2 separate regions of the Mus musculus genome follow, and region 2 is linked to region 1. Evidence: chromatin loops called from intact Hi-C (ENCODE). Cell type or tissue: heart. All regions are shown on one strand. Each heading gives the region's core, and the rest is flanking DNA. Links, peaks and the distances in the headings are about the cores only.

Evidence for each region. Peaks named below come from ENCODE experiments on the same cell type or tissue, not always from the same donor. Only the 100,000 strongest peaks of a DNase experiment are listed, where the experiment ranks them.
Region 2: it touches region 1 in a loop (7-fold over the local background); 3 of 42 quality-filtered maps call a loop at or near these places.

Annotation. Positions count from the first base shown.
Region 1 is chr5:5,375,399-5,383,830 of GRCm38, reverse strand. It overlaps Cdk14 (cyclin-dependent kinase 14), which reads left to right and starts at 3,580. Exons shown (of 15, transcript NM_011074.3): 1 at 3,580-3,796. The coding sequence starts at 3,706. In heart, for the core only: no CTCF peak of the experiment used is centred there; DNase peaks (open chromatin) are centred at 2,580, 3,130 and 3,690; H3K4me3 peaks cover 3,251 bases; H3K27ac peaks cover 1,970 bases.
Region 2 is chr5:5,176,158-5,184,589 of GRCm38, reverse strand. All of the region lies in intron 5 of Cdk14 (cyclin-dependent kinase 14), which reads left to right. Among named protein-coding and RNA genes, the nearest start is that of Gm30151, 190 kb to the left of the region's middle. In heart, for the core only: no CTCF peak of the experiment used is centred there; no DNase peak of the experiment used is centred there.

The DNA.
Region 1 (8,432 bases), core at 93-8,092:
TTAAGCAGCAGTGAGCTGCTTTTGATGGTTCTTTGATCCTAATCAAACCCTGCACTCCCTGCCTATTTGGGTTAGGATTGCTAGCCTTCACCAACCCCCGCTGTTTCCAAGAGGATGTCCTCCCACCCCTACCCCACAAGACCTCCCCACTCCCTGGGGACTTTAAGTCTTTTGAGGGTTAGGTGCATCTTCTCTGAGGCTAGACCAGGCAGTCCTCTGAGGTACATGTGTTGGGGCCTCATGTCTGCTGGTGTATGCTACCGGGCTGGAACCACAATATTGTCTAACAAATGCACAGTTTATGTCTGCGGTGACTAGAAGTGATGGACATTAAACCACATGTAATTTTGCTTTGTTTATCTATAAAGTATGTTTTGTACCTTGTATATCAACCTTTGTGTATCGAGGGTGTAATCAGCCTTTAGTATGTAAGCTGAGAACGGGGTAATGCCACCTTCACATTTTTGTAGCTAAGGCGACACCTGAGCTTATCCAGCTTAAACCTTTTCCTTATAGATAAGGAAGTAGATGCATTACTCTTCTCAGGTTCCACAGCACATATTGATGGAACAGGAATGAAAACTCATGCATCCTGGATCCACAGCCAACTTCTTCCGGCCTACCACATTGCACTGGTGAATTTGGTTGAGTCAGCACTTGCCAATTAGTCCCTAGATAAGCTTATGTCCTTGTCTTCAGATGTTGCGCACGCACGCACACACACACACACACACACACACACACACACACACACACACGTTGAACCCTTAAACAGAAGTACACATATCTCAAAAGCATGAAGTTAATTTCCTTCTCTATTCTGTAGGCTTCCTGCATAACGTGCCAGTGTCGTACAAACATGGAGCAGAAAGCTGGCTATTCAGTTGCCAGGGTTCACTTGGCTTGTCACTGGACACAGGTCTCATCTGCCAGATGTACTGCTCTGCTTTAGTGCACAGGGCTGGACGTCTGGAGTCGAGACAGAAAAGGGAAATTAATACCCATGATGTTGTAAGTTAGTATTTTTGCAACATAAAATTAATGCATTTGGGGGGCAAAATACTCAGATTCTACTTTCAAGTATAACGTCTAAGGACAAAGTTGTGCCCCATCTAGAATATTCTCTTAAGTTTCTCCTTTTGTTTCCAGAAATTTCGTAAATTTCAGAAATGTATATATATATTTTGCATATTTTGCCACAGCTTAATATTAAATGTTTTCCCCTACTAACCCTAGATATAGTGACACAAGTTCATGTTATTTTAAAAAACGGTCACAAACAATAGCTTTGTATGCATAGATTGTAAACTGGCTTTTCAAAGTTTAGAATATTAGAAATATTGGGAAGGTAAAAAGGATGTCACACCCATGCACGTGCAGGTACATGCACAGCACACATACACAAAGGCTATCACACCCATGCACATGCAGGTACACACACAGCACATGTACACAAAGGCTATCACACCCATGCACGTGCAGGTACATGCACAGCACATGTACACAAAGGCTATCACACCCATGCACGTGCAGGTACACGCACAGCACATGTACACAAAGGCTATCACACCCATGCACGTGTAGGTACACATACACAGCACATGTACACAAAGGCTATCACACCCATGCACGTGCAGGTACACGCACAGCACATGTACACAAAGGCTATCACACCCATGCACGTGTAGGTACACATACACAGCACATGTACACAAAGGCTATCACACCCATGCACGTGCAGGTACACGCACAGCACATGTACACAAAGGCTATCACACCCATGCACGTGCAGGTACACGCACAGCACACGTACACAAAGCATGCCGGCTGCAAACACTCACTACTGAGCCACGACACTGGGCCTGTGTCTCTCTGTACTCAGATCAGACATTTCTAAAGGAGACAGCAGTACAGCTGCAGATACATAGCGCTCTAAGGTTTTATCATTAGCTATTTTTTCAACTTTGTTGACTGGAAGAAGGCATCAGTGTTTGGATCTCTCTCCGTCTCTTTTTTCTCTTTGTCTCTATCTCTCTGTGTCTCTGTGTCTCACTCTGTCTCTGTTTCTCTCTCTGTGAGTTCAGTTGTAACTGCTAATTTTCTAATTAGTCTGACCAAGTGGTAAATGTCAATAAAACTTTTTTTCCTGCATGAAGCCACAGTTGGTGCTTTCTGTAATTACTGAGATATGGCTGTCAGGACCCAACATCCCTGCGTTTAAACTCTCTTGACTTTGCTATGGATTCCTGGCTCTCTCCTGTTAGGGGCTTGGCTTGACTAGCTAGCAGCTTTTTATCAGTGGCAATCTACCAAAACCCTGTAATGTGCTCAGCACAGGGCAGAACAAATCAGTGTTCTACCTCACAATTTAAGGAAGGCAGGGGGCTAGTTTTTGTTTTAAGATAAACATCTTTCGACAAAACACAAACTCCCCAAAACTTCCTTTAAACTAAACAGCATTGTCACACCCACAAAAGCTCCTATTACTTACCCAGCCAGATGACTCAAGATCACTAACGTTTCTTTCATAAGGACTTTGCTGGCCCATAATCAGTACACCAGGCCAACCCCCATCTTCCTTCACCCTCCCCTGGGAGACTGACGTTTGGAGCACCTCATTTATTAGAAAAAAAAAAAGACTGTTTTCTGCCGGAACTGTTTGTCCCGGGGCTTTTTAAAAAAGCCACTCTTAAGATCCTTTTCAAGTTCATTCACTGAAGTGGGGAAAGGAGGTGACAATAGGTTGTAAGTTTACCGATGACCAGAGTATCCTGCTGAGGAGTCACCCACAGTGACATTCCTGTCACCCAGAGACAGGGCTGAGGCAAAACGCAGGTGCCCTGACTTCTAGAAGTTCCGGGGTGGGGAGCATTTTCAGCTTTTGCACTGTACCCCAATAAAATGGGGCCTCTCCTGCCCTTTGGAGCACCCACTTTCCCTGCAAATTAAAACCAACCACCCCACGCCATAAAGTCTATCCTAAACCCGAATGCGTCCCCAAGGTCTTCGAGCACCTCGTCGGACACTCCCCAACATTTCCGGGTCGTGGGCCAACACGGACCGCACCGGGTGGACTGGCCCGCCTGCGGGCTGCGGTCCCGGAGCGCGCGGAAGGAGCGCGGCCGCGGCGGGCGGAGCGCGGGCGGCCGGGAGGGGGCGCCGCCCGGGCGCGGCGGGTCCGGGAGGGCGGCGGAGGCCTGGGAGTCGGAGTCGGATTCGGAGCCGGAGCGCGGCGCGGGGTCGCGCGGGGGTCCCGGGCGCCAGGCCTCCGGCGAGGGCAGTCGCAGGTCTCCGTGCAGCGCCGCCCCTCGGGCTGGGGAACTTGTCCCGCTCGCCCGGTCCGCAGCCGCCTGCGCCTCCTCGTCCGCGGACCCCCATCTCCGGCCGCGGCCGCGCGGCTCTTGCTTACAAAGGAGGGAAAATGCGGCGGGCGGCCGCGCAGCGCGGGGGCCCCCGGGCGGCGGGGATGGCGGCAGCCCCCGGCACCACGTAAGACGCCCCCGCGCGCCCAGCCTCGGCCCAGGCCCGAGCCCCGCAGCCTGGCGAGCGCTGCGCGTCGCCCGCGGCCCGCGAGGAGGCGGAGGCGGAGGAGCAGGACGAGGCGCCGCCTTCCCCGCGCCGCGCGCCCTCGCCCGCCGTTGTCTGCGCTGCGCTGCGCTGCGCTGGACCAGTTTCGCGAAGTTGCCGGGGCCCTACGCCGCCCAGATGTGCGACCTCATTGAACCGCAGCCGGCCGAGAAGATCGGCAAGATGAAGAAGTTGAGGAGAACTTTGTCCGAGAGTTTCAGCCGCATCGGTGAGTGTAGTCGACTGTCCCCAGTGTCCTGCGGGCGATCCCGGGGCTCGCTCCCTCAGTCCCCGCGCCCACTCCGTGCTCCGGGCACCAACCAGGCGGCTGCCACCTCGGGGTGAGCTGCGAACCAGGGATGAAGGAGAGGACTCCAGGCTAGGGCAGGGACCAGCTGGAGGGCCATCCCTCTGCCCCCAGGACCTGGGCTTCGTTCGTGGACTGTCTTAAGCCTCCAATTTGAGTTCCTCCTCCCCGCCAATAGTATCTTTGGCGCCCGCAGTGAACCGGAGAGGGAACACCCGGTCCCCACCGCCATCGGGTTTCTGTGGCCACCTAGGTTACTTAAAGCGAGTTGGTTTTAAGTGCTTAGCCAATAATTTAGCTTTGGGAATTGTTGAAACGTTGACATGTGCCTGATGTTGTTTAATGTACTCAACCTAGAGGAAGTGGGACAGATACCTTGGGACCTTTTGTTCCGTACTCCGGGTCCTATAATTGGAGGTTTGGGTGTTCGGTTTGTAGGTCTTGAAACCTTCCAGCTGCTGTGGTGAAGGGTGAGCTGTGAAGTTGTGGAGACATTTATGAATATGTCTCCTGAACTTGCTCCATTAGTGCAGTCCAGAGGCTATTGTCTTCTTTAAAAAAAAAATCAACCAACTTAACAGAGCATAAACACACAGCATTAACAAAACAAAACAAAACAAAACGCTCAAGGAATGTTTAGGATACTTAATGAATACATGCTATAGGCTGCAGCAAGATGACAGCTGTGTCCGGTGGAATGGGTTTGTTGAATCTTGAGTGTTGGTGGCAGAAAGTGCCTGTAAACCTGGAGGCATAGCTGCTACCTAAACTTTGGTCCTTAACTTTCTTTGATACAGGTAACTGTGCAAAGCAAGGGAATCCTATAAGCCCCAAGCCAACACATGGGAGTGTCCCAGCATACCTTCTGGCCTTTGGCTCACCTGTTATGTTAGTGAAAGTTAATTAATTAATCATAAGCTAATTCCTTAAAGCCCTGATGTGCCAGTGAGTGTCTGCAGTCTGAAGACAGTTTGCATGTATGGACAATGAACTATGAAAACATGGATAAATATTTAGTCAAGCTTATTATTATTATTATTATTATTATTATTATTATCAATTTTGTTTGACACTTTGCTTTTCCTGAGAACACTGTAAATCATGTGCAGAAGTCATATTAGTCGTGCCTTTACTTATTACATGCGTTGAATGTACACAGACTCATTTTTCTGAGTTAGGCCTGTGAGTGTGGAGTCCTACATTCAAGTGAAGTTTGAAGCCAAGAGGAGTGTGAGAGTGAGGTGTGGAGTCTGTGCATTATTAACAAGGATGTTTCAGGGCTGGACCCAAAACACCACCCAGGCGGGTTCTGGAGTCCATTAGGGCCTGTTCTAAAGCACATTAGCTAGATAGTTACTAATGCTAATGATTCCGTTGGAGCCCCTCCAGTTTTGTGTTAAATAATTCATTGCAGTTGAGTCTCAGTAAGAAACCAAGGGTAATAATATAAAAATCCTGTATGTTTAAATAATTTTAGGGTTTGATGGCCAATCAGTACTGTTTGGATTAACTGCAGTGTTGGCAGTAGATATTATAGTTAATTGGGCTTCCTGGATTCCTCGGCTTTAGTCGTGTGAGAGCTCCCTTCTGAGTCTAACGCTCCTCACCAATGCCTGGTATGATTATGTGGCCTTTATGTCCATTCTCTAGGAAACAGTACAGCTCAGTAAAGAAAGCTGATAATGTCTTTATTGAAAGAGGACTCAGAAGAGCAGATCTTACTGTGGTACATTGTGAAAGAAATTATTGACATTTTTAAGTGATTTTTGTTGTGTATGCACCAAACCCAGGATATTTATTAGAAAGAGCACTACTGAAAAAGTCATCTTCTATGTTTTCCCTCACACTCAGAGGCAGTGAACTCAGTTTGCTGACTGAAGGATGTTTTTGAGGACCGAGAGACAATGCAATGAGATTTTTCTATGGGTTCATATAGTTTATAAGCAAGGGATGTGGTCTGTGGGTTTTTTCCCCACTTGGTGAAATGATGACGCAGTGTCTTGTGTGGCATGCAATGAGGACTCAATAAATGTTTGCAACGTGTTGTCATTATTAGGGATCAGATCATACTGACATGATAGTGTTATAGGTAGAAAGGAAGAAGAGGAGAAGTGGCTACAGATTTGTAGTATAACATCCTAAAAACATGGTAAGCGTTGGAGTTGGACAGTTGTGAGCCTGGCCCTCTCTTTTCCTTGGCAACCAGTAATTCACTTAAATTCCTGCATCCTCACCTGCATAGAGTTGTATAATTGTGGAGATCAAATGAGACAGAATAACACTATCTGATACATCATCTATAACATGGTGAGGATCAGTTCCGATTTCTGTTTGTCCCTTCTTACCTACTTTTCTTCATTGAGTGGTCAAAGGATAAACAAACGACCCAACATCACCATGTATTCCATGACCCAGTCTAAGAGAGCCTTTGAAATATACATATTGGCTTTATTTCCTTTTCTTAGTCCTTTTTAGGTATAGTTTGTTATATGGTGAAATATCCATATCATTGTTCAGCCATAAGAAATCGCTAACCATTTGCCTAGAAAACGATGACAGTGCATGCATGCATGTGGTCTGCAGTCAGTGATTGTTTTTAATAGTGATTCTGACTACAAAAGAAGTAGGATTGTTTAATTTGTCATACATCATAGACCATGCTGACTTTGTCACCGTCAACCCCAAACAGAACTGACCCGAGATTGCTACATAAGGTCAAATGAGACACATTAGGTTTCAAGCCACAGGGTTCTGATTTATGACATCTGCCAGGTAGTGACTACAATAGAGCTATGGCTCTTTTATAAGATGAGCATAATTAAATTCTAAAGTCAAGCATCCATTTCCACAGTGACTATTTCTGGTTTCCTGCGCAATAGCTCAGTGTGGTCACCTATTTAGGATGGTGGTCTTGTTTTTTTTTTTTAGCAGGATTCCTCCCCTTCCTGACTTAGAACTTGTAGGCTAGCTAAGGTAAGCTGGAACTTAATTGTAGTTAGTAGCTGAAATGAGCCCATCCATTCCTGGCGCCGGTTCCTTTTTTGACTTCACAGGCAGGCTAATGCAGATGCCGACCCTCCTTCTCACCTGGTGGGATTCTTTCCCCGGGAAAGGATGCGCATGCTTGCTATTAGAGAGGAGCCCATGTATGCGCTTGTTTAGAGGATGTGGGTGGAAGGAGGAAGCTGAGATTAGGGGGAATGCTTGTGGGTTTCTTGCCCTCTGCCTGTCGCTGTGTAGCTCTACATTGTCATTGACCAGCCATTCCATGAAGAATGGTAGATAGATGTAAAGTGCTCAGGTTTACGGTTTCACTGTTGTGCCAGATTCTTCCCCAAAGCAGCTATAAATGGTTTTAATTTGGGCTCAGTGAGGAGAGCTTGCCCAGTATGTGTGAGGCCCTGAACTCTGGGCCTAGCAAGAGGGAGGGGCAAGGGGAGGGTGCAGAAGACGGAGTGGATATTATAGTAATGGGACTTATGTTTATGGTTGTTACATAAAAATATATATGGTTTTCATTTGCCAAAACCTTAGTGTACATTAAAATATGACCTTCTCTCTCTTTGCCACTGAGGTAGGACTCCTTAATGCCACATGTTACCATATACCTTCTGGCGCTAGATATTGTCCTGGAGTTAGTGCTCAATATGGCTGGAACACAGGCTAGTGAATGAGCATTGCTAGCATAAAGTGGCAAATTCCATAATGAAGATTAGTAGTGAAGGTGCCATGGAGGACACAGCAGGATCTCCTTGGTGAGTTACTAAGAAGCCTTTTGGGAACTGTGTCTGAACTGAGGACCAGATAGAGTATCAACAACTCCATATCTATCCTTTTGTTAAGTCAGAGTAGCACAATTTGCTTATTGTCCCACGACATCCTTGAGGACCATTGTGGTTTTACATTTACATAAATGATTAATGACAATCAGGGAACATAATCAATAACAAGATGTTGTGTGCTTGTTTAGGTCAGAGTTTACTCACCAGTGACCTGATAGCTATCTGGCAAGAACACCTTTAATTGGTCTTTGTTATTCCGTCAACTCCCTTTTAGGGCAAGGTGTGCAATATTTAGAAGAAACCATGTCAGGTGTCAATCTATCAATGAAAGGTATCTATTGAGTAATAGGCTTTTCAGTCCAGCTTTGTTCTTCCTGTGGTAAGCAGGGCCTCACGGAGTCACCATGCAGTGGGAATCATCGGCTTTTCTTTATTGCTTAGCAAATGCACTTAGAATTTTCTCTTTGTCCCCACCCTCCAACTCCCTTTCTAACTAATCTCAGATCCACCCGTTAGAGCGGGATGATGGGAAATTGTCAGGACCAAGAAGGCAAGAAAGAGTGGGCCGGTGTGAATATTTCACCCCCCTCCCCTTCACTTCCCAACGCCATTTCACATTTTCAGCCCCCAGTAGGTCAGTACAAGCTGAAATACAGCTTGGCCAAAGAAAACACACCTCTAAAGTTCCAGCACTTTGTAACGACCATGTTAGAGAAAACATTTTGAAAAGTTTGTCTTCTGAGTCACAAGCTTTGCAAGGCTGTCCATGGCTACTG
Region 2 (8,432 bases), core at 59-8,058, 200 kb after region 1:
TGTCAAAAGACTACAATTAAAAGAAGCACAAAGAGACCCACTGGTAGATTTTTTTAAAAGTAAAATTGCATAAAGAAAAAGACAAAGGGAAATCTTGACGGTAGGAAGAGACAAGCAACTCATTATAGCAGAGAAAACTGTACTCACGAGCTGACCTTTCATCTACAGTGGCAGTTGCAGGAAGGGAAAGTACTGACATACTCAAAAAACAAAAGAGAAGGAAATGAAAACCTGTCAATTAAAATTCTGCATCTAACAAAACAATCCTTTGGAAACGAGGCCAGAGCTATGTCCAAATCAGCAGAACCTGAGTGAAATACTAAGCGAAGCATGCCAGGCTGGGTGCACATGCCAGGCTGGGTGCACTTGGCAACGAATCCACTTTTTTAGTATAAAAAATTAGAATGTTGGAAATGGCAATATGTGAATAAATATAAACAGTTCTATAATATTTTATACAATCTGTAAGATACTAGACTATTTCACGTAGTGATTGTAACATTGTTAGATATATGACATATTGATAATATTTATGTGGGAGAGAAAAAGCTACATTTAATAAATATTAAGACAATATTAACCTGGAGCAAACTATACTCAACCTATGTATGATTATTCCTCAGAATAATCACAAAGAAAATAATATGATTAAAAATCAACAAAGTATGCTTTTATTTCAATGTATGGAGAAGAAGATGAAGGCAGTGAGTAGGAACACGGAAACATTTGAGCATCCCCGAAGAGATGCAGTGGATAGGGATAGAACTCTAGCATCTCAACTCTCTGCATTCAGGACACCAGAGAAAAGTGTTCCAGACTGGGTAGAAAGAGAAGAGTTAACTCCATGCTTTGTAGAAGAGATGAGCTTTAGTTCTAGCTACTCATCGGGGTAAATGTTGAGTAGGATATGTAAACATTAATCATAGGAAACCTGACAAGATAAAAAGTATAATAAATACCGATAGATACTTTTGTAGTTTTCCTGCAGAGAGGGACATTTTACAGTGATGAAAGGTCTGCCATGAGCATGATCTCCCCATTAGAAATGCATAAACTTTACACAATAGTTGTAATATACAGGGGGACCATAAAAGAAATAGACATTTCAACAATTTTACTCATGCATTTATCCCCAAATATTGGAATATCAATTGGAAGAAGCCAACCAAGATGTAGAAGGTAGAAATGATATGGTGACCAACTGGACACATAGTTCCAAGTAAAATGTGCATTCATGCATTTTTTGAGCAAACTGAATATTCTCGAGGATACGTCACAGGCTAAACCTTAACAGAAGTCTGTGTCAGAGGACTGCGTTCATCAAGGTGTCACTTCTGTCTCCTAAGCAATTACATTGAACATGAAGAACAAAAGTGAAATTCAAAAATTGAAAATTAAACAACACATTTCTGGATAATATATAGATAAAATAAAAATGAATGTTGATATTTTGATATCAATGAAAATAAAAACATCATCAAAATTCATGGGATGTAGATAAGTCAGTGTTTGGGAGAAAAGCTGAGCCTGGAACATACATTTTAGAAAAGAAATATGATCTCAACTTAAAATCTAAGCTTTTTCTCTAAGCGTATTGGAAAAGAGCATCACATTTATTTATTTATTTCCCCAAAACAGAGGGAGAATAATAACCACAGTGGAATCAGTGAAATAGAGAACGGAAATGCAGTAGAGAAGACAGTTAAACAGAAAGCTGATGTTTTTTTTTTGTTTGTTTTTGCTGTGCGAATATTAATACATTTTTACCTGACTGACCAAGATGAACAAGGTATGAGTTACTATACCACCAATGAGCAAACATAACTATTGACTTTAGAGGAATCATTGGTCTTTATAGGGCTATTATGAGCCACTTAATGCTAACAAATTAGACAGTTGATCTTAAGTGGACAAGAAGTAGTTTTTACAAAAATTGTTACTCTTGACAATTAGATGTTTGAATGCAAAACAGATCAATACTCACCTTGCAACCAATACCAATTTCAATACTAAGTTTGTGTATTCAATATAAAAAGTTTAGAATCTCTGGACACAGACCTGCTGGGAAGCCTTGTGATTTCAGATTAGAGATTAGCCAAATTTATGGAAGATGACAGTTTATCAATTGAAGTTGTGGTCCCTGAACACAGATCTATGAAAACTAAGAGACAAGTCACAAATCAGAAGAAAATATTGCCAAGTAATGTGTTTGATAAAGGATTAATTTTTCAAACTTATAAAAGATGACCAAGTTAAATAATGAGAAAACTCATATGTTGCAAACTGGATTATAAGATTATAGGCACAAAGCCTGTTGTAGAGTAAGGTGGAAACCATTGGCAAGTCAGGATCTTTTGGGACATCTGTCTCCTTAGATGCTGAGATCACAAGTTTCCATCTCCAGGGGCTGTCAGTTTTTGACAAAGAGCTATAATCATAACATACTGTTTGTTCAATACAAGAAAGTAACTCAATATGAGAAAAAAATCATTATATAACTTGTACAACTAAGAAGCTGATTGTATGTGGCAAATGACAGGTTGAATTTTTATGGCTGGCTAGGGGAGAAGCAGCTGGTGGAGGAATGTACTGGCAAAGGAATGAATGTACCTGCTTTTTCTAGCCTGTCCCTACCCCAGACCATCAACTCTACTCGAGTCACCTTTTAAAGACCGCATTAAACACTGCCTCTTCTCTGACATCCTGTAGCCTTTAATAGTGATATTCCCTTTCCTCTTCTTTCTTTTTTGTTCTTTGCAAGTATTACATGCTTGTACACTTATATTCCCGTGCTTAACTACATTAAGCTTTCTGGACAGATATGCTCATCTATGACCTATTGGTACCTTAGAGGCTGTGGTATGGAACAAGAACAGACTCCTTAGATACCTGCGTTCCCCTACTGTTATGAAAATGGAGCTAATGCAGAGACTAGGTAGTGAGTTAATAGATTTTAAGCAGCAACTAATTGGGCCACGATTGTTTCAGAATTAAGAGTGGAAGGAACCATGGTTATAGTCATACGTTGTGGTCTGAGAAATGAACAGAGGAGAGTTGTTGCTAAGTAGCTAGCTGAAGTAGAAATACTCTCCCTGCCACCCAACCCCACCAGTTTGCCTGCTGAGAGGGAGTTCTACCTTCTGAGTGGGTATGGAGGCTGCTCAGAAATTTTCTAATTGCAAACACTGCCTATCCTGTGTTCACCACAAGTCTCTTCTGCTGTGAACTGGAGTCTTGTCCTGATCAACATTTGTTTCTATGGTTACTTTTCATTTTCTTAAATTACCATTGTGTTTGGGACCTATATGGAAGCATTAAGGAAGAGGAAGATAGAACTAGGTATTGAATGCATCCATTTTGGGAGCATCAGCAAGTAAGGAGAGCATAAGTTGATAGGCCATTGTGAGAGTTGTATGGTCAAAGGTATTAAGCTCATGCTATGCTATACTAAACCTGAAGGGGTAGACATCTTGCCCCTGAAGGGTTTAATCCTAGTTTGTAAGGTCTGGGAAGAGCGCAAGGGATCATGTAATCTGGTCCTATCATTTACAGAAGATCAACTGAGTTGTAGGGAGGAGTGTTAGAATGATCAAGATCAGTAGAGCTCAGACCTGAGGCAAAGTCCTATGAGTCGTCAATGTGGAGGAGACAGAGGCCTGGTGGTGACTCAGCTCCTTAGAATGCTGGCCTCACCTCAGAATTGGATCCCATCTTCCTGTGGAGTAACCAGAAAAGTAAACCATTCAGATTTCTCTGCATTGCTCATATTCTTGTGACATTTTAGAATGCAATGGATCTCTTCTTAAAACCATTGAATAATTCCTATCTTGATTTGTTTTTTAAAAAATCTTAATTAATAGCACATGTGAGAGAAATGCACTATATAGTATATTGTGGGAAAAGTTCAGAAGGACAAATAAAAGGAAACTTGAGTATGGGATATTTATATTTTTTGGATACTTGCCAGCTCAGTCAGTTCTCTGGGTATACCCAAGAGCATTGAGTTGATAGTAGTACTTAAAAAAAAAAAAAAAAAAAAAAACCAAAACCCTAACATTTTGAACAGGACCCAAGAAAAAGAATTAAAGGAAATACTCAGCAAAAGCTTGGCAATTGTCCTGTTATCTGTGAGCCTTTGTGTGTGTGTGTGTGTGTGTGTGTGTGTGTGTGTGTGTGTGTGTGTGTGTGTGTGTAGCTTAGGGCCATGTGGGCAGGCTCCAGCAGTAGGGGAAGTATCAGCCTTAAGGGAAGCTTGCTGGCCACCCTTTGAGCCACATTCACAAAACAAATCAATGCAATTACTTTCTTGTAACCTAAAAAAGAATAAACACTCTTTGTAGGATAAGTCCAAGGGCTTGAACAGTCTCAGACTGTCACCTTAAGTTAGCTTTTGCACTGTATTTCATCTATGAAGTATAAAAAGCCACATACTGCCCTCCAATGACACATAAAGCTTCTACCCACAACTCTACACAGAACATCTACAATATTTCACAGTACTTACAGATTCACCTATGTGCTTCATGAAGTCCCAAAGCAGTATAAAAGTTTATCAAGTCATTAAAACGGCATGCCCATGTTTTCCTCATTATATCTTCCTTCAAATACAGAAGTACACACAGTATTATAGCAGCAAATAAAAGATTGGATGACAAATTGTGCTTGTTTATGTATATAAAATTGCTATTTGCTCTTTGTAGGTTTAAATTTTTGTTCAAAACACTTTTAGATTAAGGATATGCTTAAAGAATGAAGGATATCATATTAAATACTGAAACTTCAATAATGCTAATTTTTCCAAAATCATCCTAAATTTTTATGTCAAAGGAATACATAAAATTTATTGTTACTTTCTTGATCAGAATGTTTCTGTGACTTGAATAGTTTATATAAATATAAAAGATCCCAAGTAGAGTTGAATTTGACTGCTCCAATTGCTCTGTTGCTGTCTTGGCCAGGAGCTGCAGACCAACATACCAACATCAGCGCCAGTTTAATACATGCAGCCCTCTCTACAGGTTCAGGAATGTTAGAAAACAAACAAGGCTTGCCTGGTAGGAGTTCACTCATCACCAATTAAATATTGAGAAAATGAACTAGCTAATATTAAGAATTGTACTATTTCATAAAGCAATTAATATGGCAGAACTTATTGTCCTCATAGTGGAATAATTTGTGCAAAAGAAATTTGAGAGCTAATCTGTACCTAACATGGAAAGACAAGACAGGACAACTGCTATATTATAATTTTTTCTCATTTTTCTCGTGTGTGCTTCAGTCTTTTCCAAGTTAAAGTCCACTCCTGGTTTAGGTGTAACTTGGGCACCATACTTTTAGATAGTTCTTAATTCCTGCCTTAGTGATAATATGTAATAACAGTCCATACAGTTCTAATTTTTATCGTAGTGTGTATGTACGTGCACATTCATACATCCAGTCTCTCCCTGAAAGTGGGAGGCTTATTTTAGAGGACTCATTCTTTGTAAGCACACTCTGTGTCTTGCATTTACCTGCTGAAATACATGTCTTATAAAAATCTCAGAGAAATAAACATGAGGGTAACCTTCCAGTTGTGTGGGCCCCATTAAATCCAATCATAGTCCTTAAAGAAGAGCGAGAAGGTATTTTACAATATTTTGAATGGTTACTTAAATTATGTATATTAATTTAGAATTCCGACTTTTTGAAGACTGTCACTTTTATGAGGCAATTTGTTGACCTCCATCCATAGGAAGAGGAACATTTTCATGCTGGACATTTGTCCGTTTGCAGATGCGATGATTTTCATAAAAGGACAATAATACACTACAGTAAGACAAACACAACAATTCCAGCATAAAGACCAATGTATTATGGAATTTTATAAGTAAAATGAGAATATTTCAGTGGAAGGTTATAAAAAATGATGACCTTCCCAATTCCTTGAATGTTCTTAACTTGTTGAATTTGAACCATTTGCCCCTGTCACTTGCAGTTGTTTATTCCTGGGGAAGCCACTAATGTCACTGGCAAACGTTCCTTCAGGCACCTTTCCCTCAGGCTCTCAGGGTCACTAAGGTTCAGATAAACAGTGGATACCTTGGAGAACTAGGATGACCTTTAAGGGATAACAGGGCAGTCAGCATTCTTCTTTGCTAGGTGGCCCCCCTAAGTCTTCTTCTCGGTGGTTGGCATCTTCGACCATTCAGGAATCTATTGTCTTTGACTGGCTTCACTTTCTAATGAACATGAATTAGCCTCGCAGGATCTCCCCTTACCTTTTTGTGATGATTTTTCCAATTCTCTTTGTGCCGACTTCCCCATTCTTTGATAAGTTCCCAATCCATATCTCCACCTTTACTCTCAGCACTGAATTTCATTCACAAATATAAAAACATAATGATGGTTGAAAGAAGGAAGACCACAGAAGAACACATGATTTTTACAAACTACCAGGAGACACTCCTCTATGGCATTTAAATCATTCTAACTCAGGAATAATGTTTAGAGGGAATTATACAAGGACTTCTAAAGTGCTAGGAATCTTTTCTTTATCTGATCAGCAGAAAAGAGTGCAGAGGCTTGTGTTAACCTGATCTCATTTCTAGCCTGTGCCCTGGCACTTAGTAGGACTGTGTAGTTGGGGAGATTATCTATCCTGTCCTGTGTGAGGTTCCCGTGAAGGCTGGACAAGTTCCATGCCCAGTGATGGTCACTACTCTTGTAATGTGAGCTTGGGACTGAAAAATCATTCTTCCAGACTGTCATTTCAAATACTCGGTGCCATGTTGTAGATGCCACTTAGTAAGTGCCCCCCACCCCGTGGGAAGTAAAAAATAAATAGGAACCATTTCTTGCTCATAAAACAAAAACAAGATTTTGTGAAATAACTAAAAACATTTTCATATGTGTTGCCAGGAAGTCCAAGACTGTGTAGTTGTAATTGGTCCCCACAGACTCATGTTTGAGTGCTTGGCCCTCTGTGAGTGGCACTGTATGGAGGTATGGCCTTGTTGGAGTAGGTTTGGCCTTACTGGAGGAAGCATGCCATTGTGGGAGCAGGCTTTGAGGTCTTCTATGCTAAAGCTCCAACAGTGTGGGATACAGTCCCTTTAGCTGCCTTTGGATTAAGAGCTAGAACTTTTGGCTCCTCCAGCAATGGGCCTGCCTGTATGGTGCCTTGCTTCTCACTCTGAGGATAAAGGATTGAACCTCTGAAACTGTAAGCCAGCCCCAGTTAAATGCTTTCCTTTAGACACATCACAGCAATGGAAAGCCTAACTAAGACTAAGACCTTTTGTAAATATAAAGGAACCTTAGGAAACAAAGATTCTTGTGATCTGTGTCAGGAAGTGAGGGCCTATTCTGGCAGATAGAGTTTTAGAAAATTCAGTGTCAGGGTAATACACAATATTGCCTCTGCAATGATTATAAGCCAGGTGTTTGACTTCCTACTTTGGATTCATTACTTCAGCAGACTCACATAGCTGCCCTGTGAGATGCATCTACTGGCATTATCCCCAGTATACATGAGGAAAACCAAGCTCTTAGGGAAAGGATATAACTTGCCAAGAACCATGTAATTCCTGAAAGGTTGGGTAGGGGTCTGTCCAAAGCCCCTGTCTGAGTTGGAATGGTCTTGGTAGGGGATGTTGCCAAAATAGTTTTGCAAACAATACTCTTAGGGGAGGTGTGAGTCAGTAAGTCTAATGCTGCTCTCCTTCAGTACAACAGCATAGTATCCTTTAGTAAAGGTCACACTGTATAGTATAAGGAACGGGACTGTGGACTGAGAGAACTGGAGTCAAATGGTGTGCTAGCAAGCAGTTCCTCTACACTGCTGAGCGTCTGAATCCTTCACAAGGAGGTGGCTCTTTCTGTGCCATTGATGCTAACGGGGGTGTGGGTTATGAACTTCTCTAAGTAGATACTAAGAAAGTAAATTGTTTTTTATTAATAGTGTATTAATAGCCATGATGATAAATAATCTTCTAGTACTATCATAATACTTACACGGTCACACAGGGATTAAGGATATTGCCCTTTACTAGCAATATTTCTAATACTTGCTGATTATGTTTTTTGGTAGATCCACAGTTCATATTCTTTCTCGCTGAAAGAAGCAAATAAATTGTCATCAGGAAATTGTAGAAGGCTACCGTTAATTGTACTCTACACGATGCCAGAGTTCTGGCTTCAGCTTATGTCATGGATGCATTAACATGTAAATTACTGCAGGACTCATAAGGAAAGGCATTATGTCCATAACTACAACTCGCCTGCACAGTCGATGGGGGCTTGGATTTTGCAGTGTAACGGGAGCACATGACTTCGTTCCTTCCCTCCACACTGGCCTGCTCTAGGTCTGTGGTGTATGTTCATGCCTGGGTGAGCCTCTGGCTCATTTAACGGAGTGCATGTGCTCGGGGCTCCTGGGATTCTAACGGGCCCCA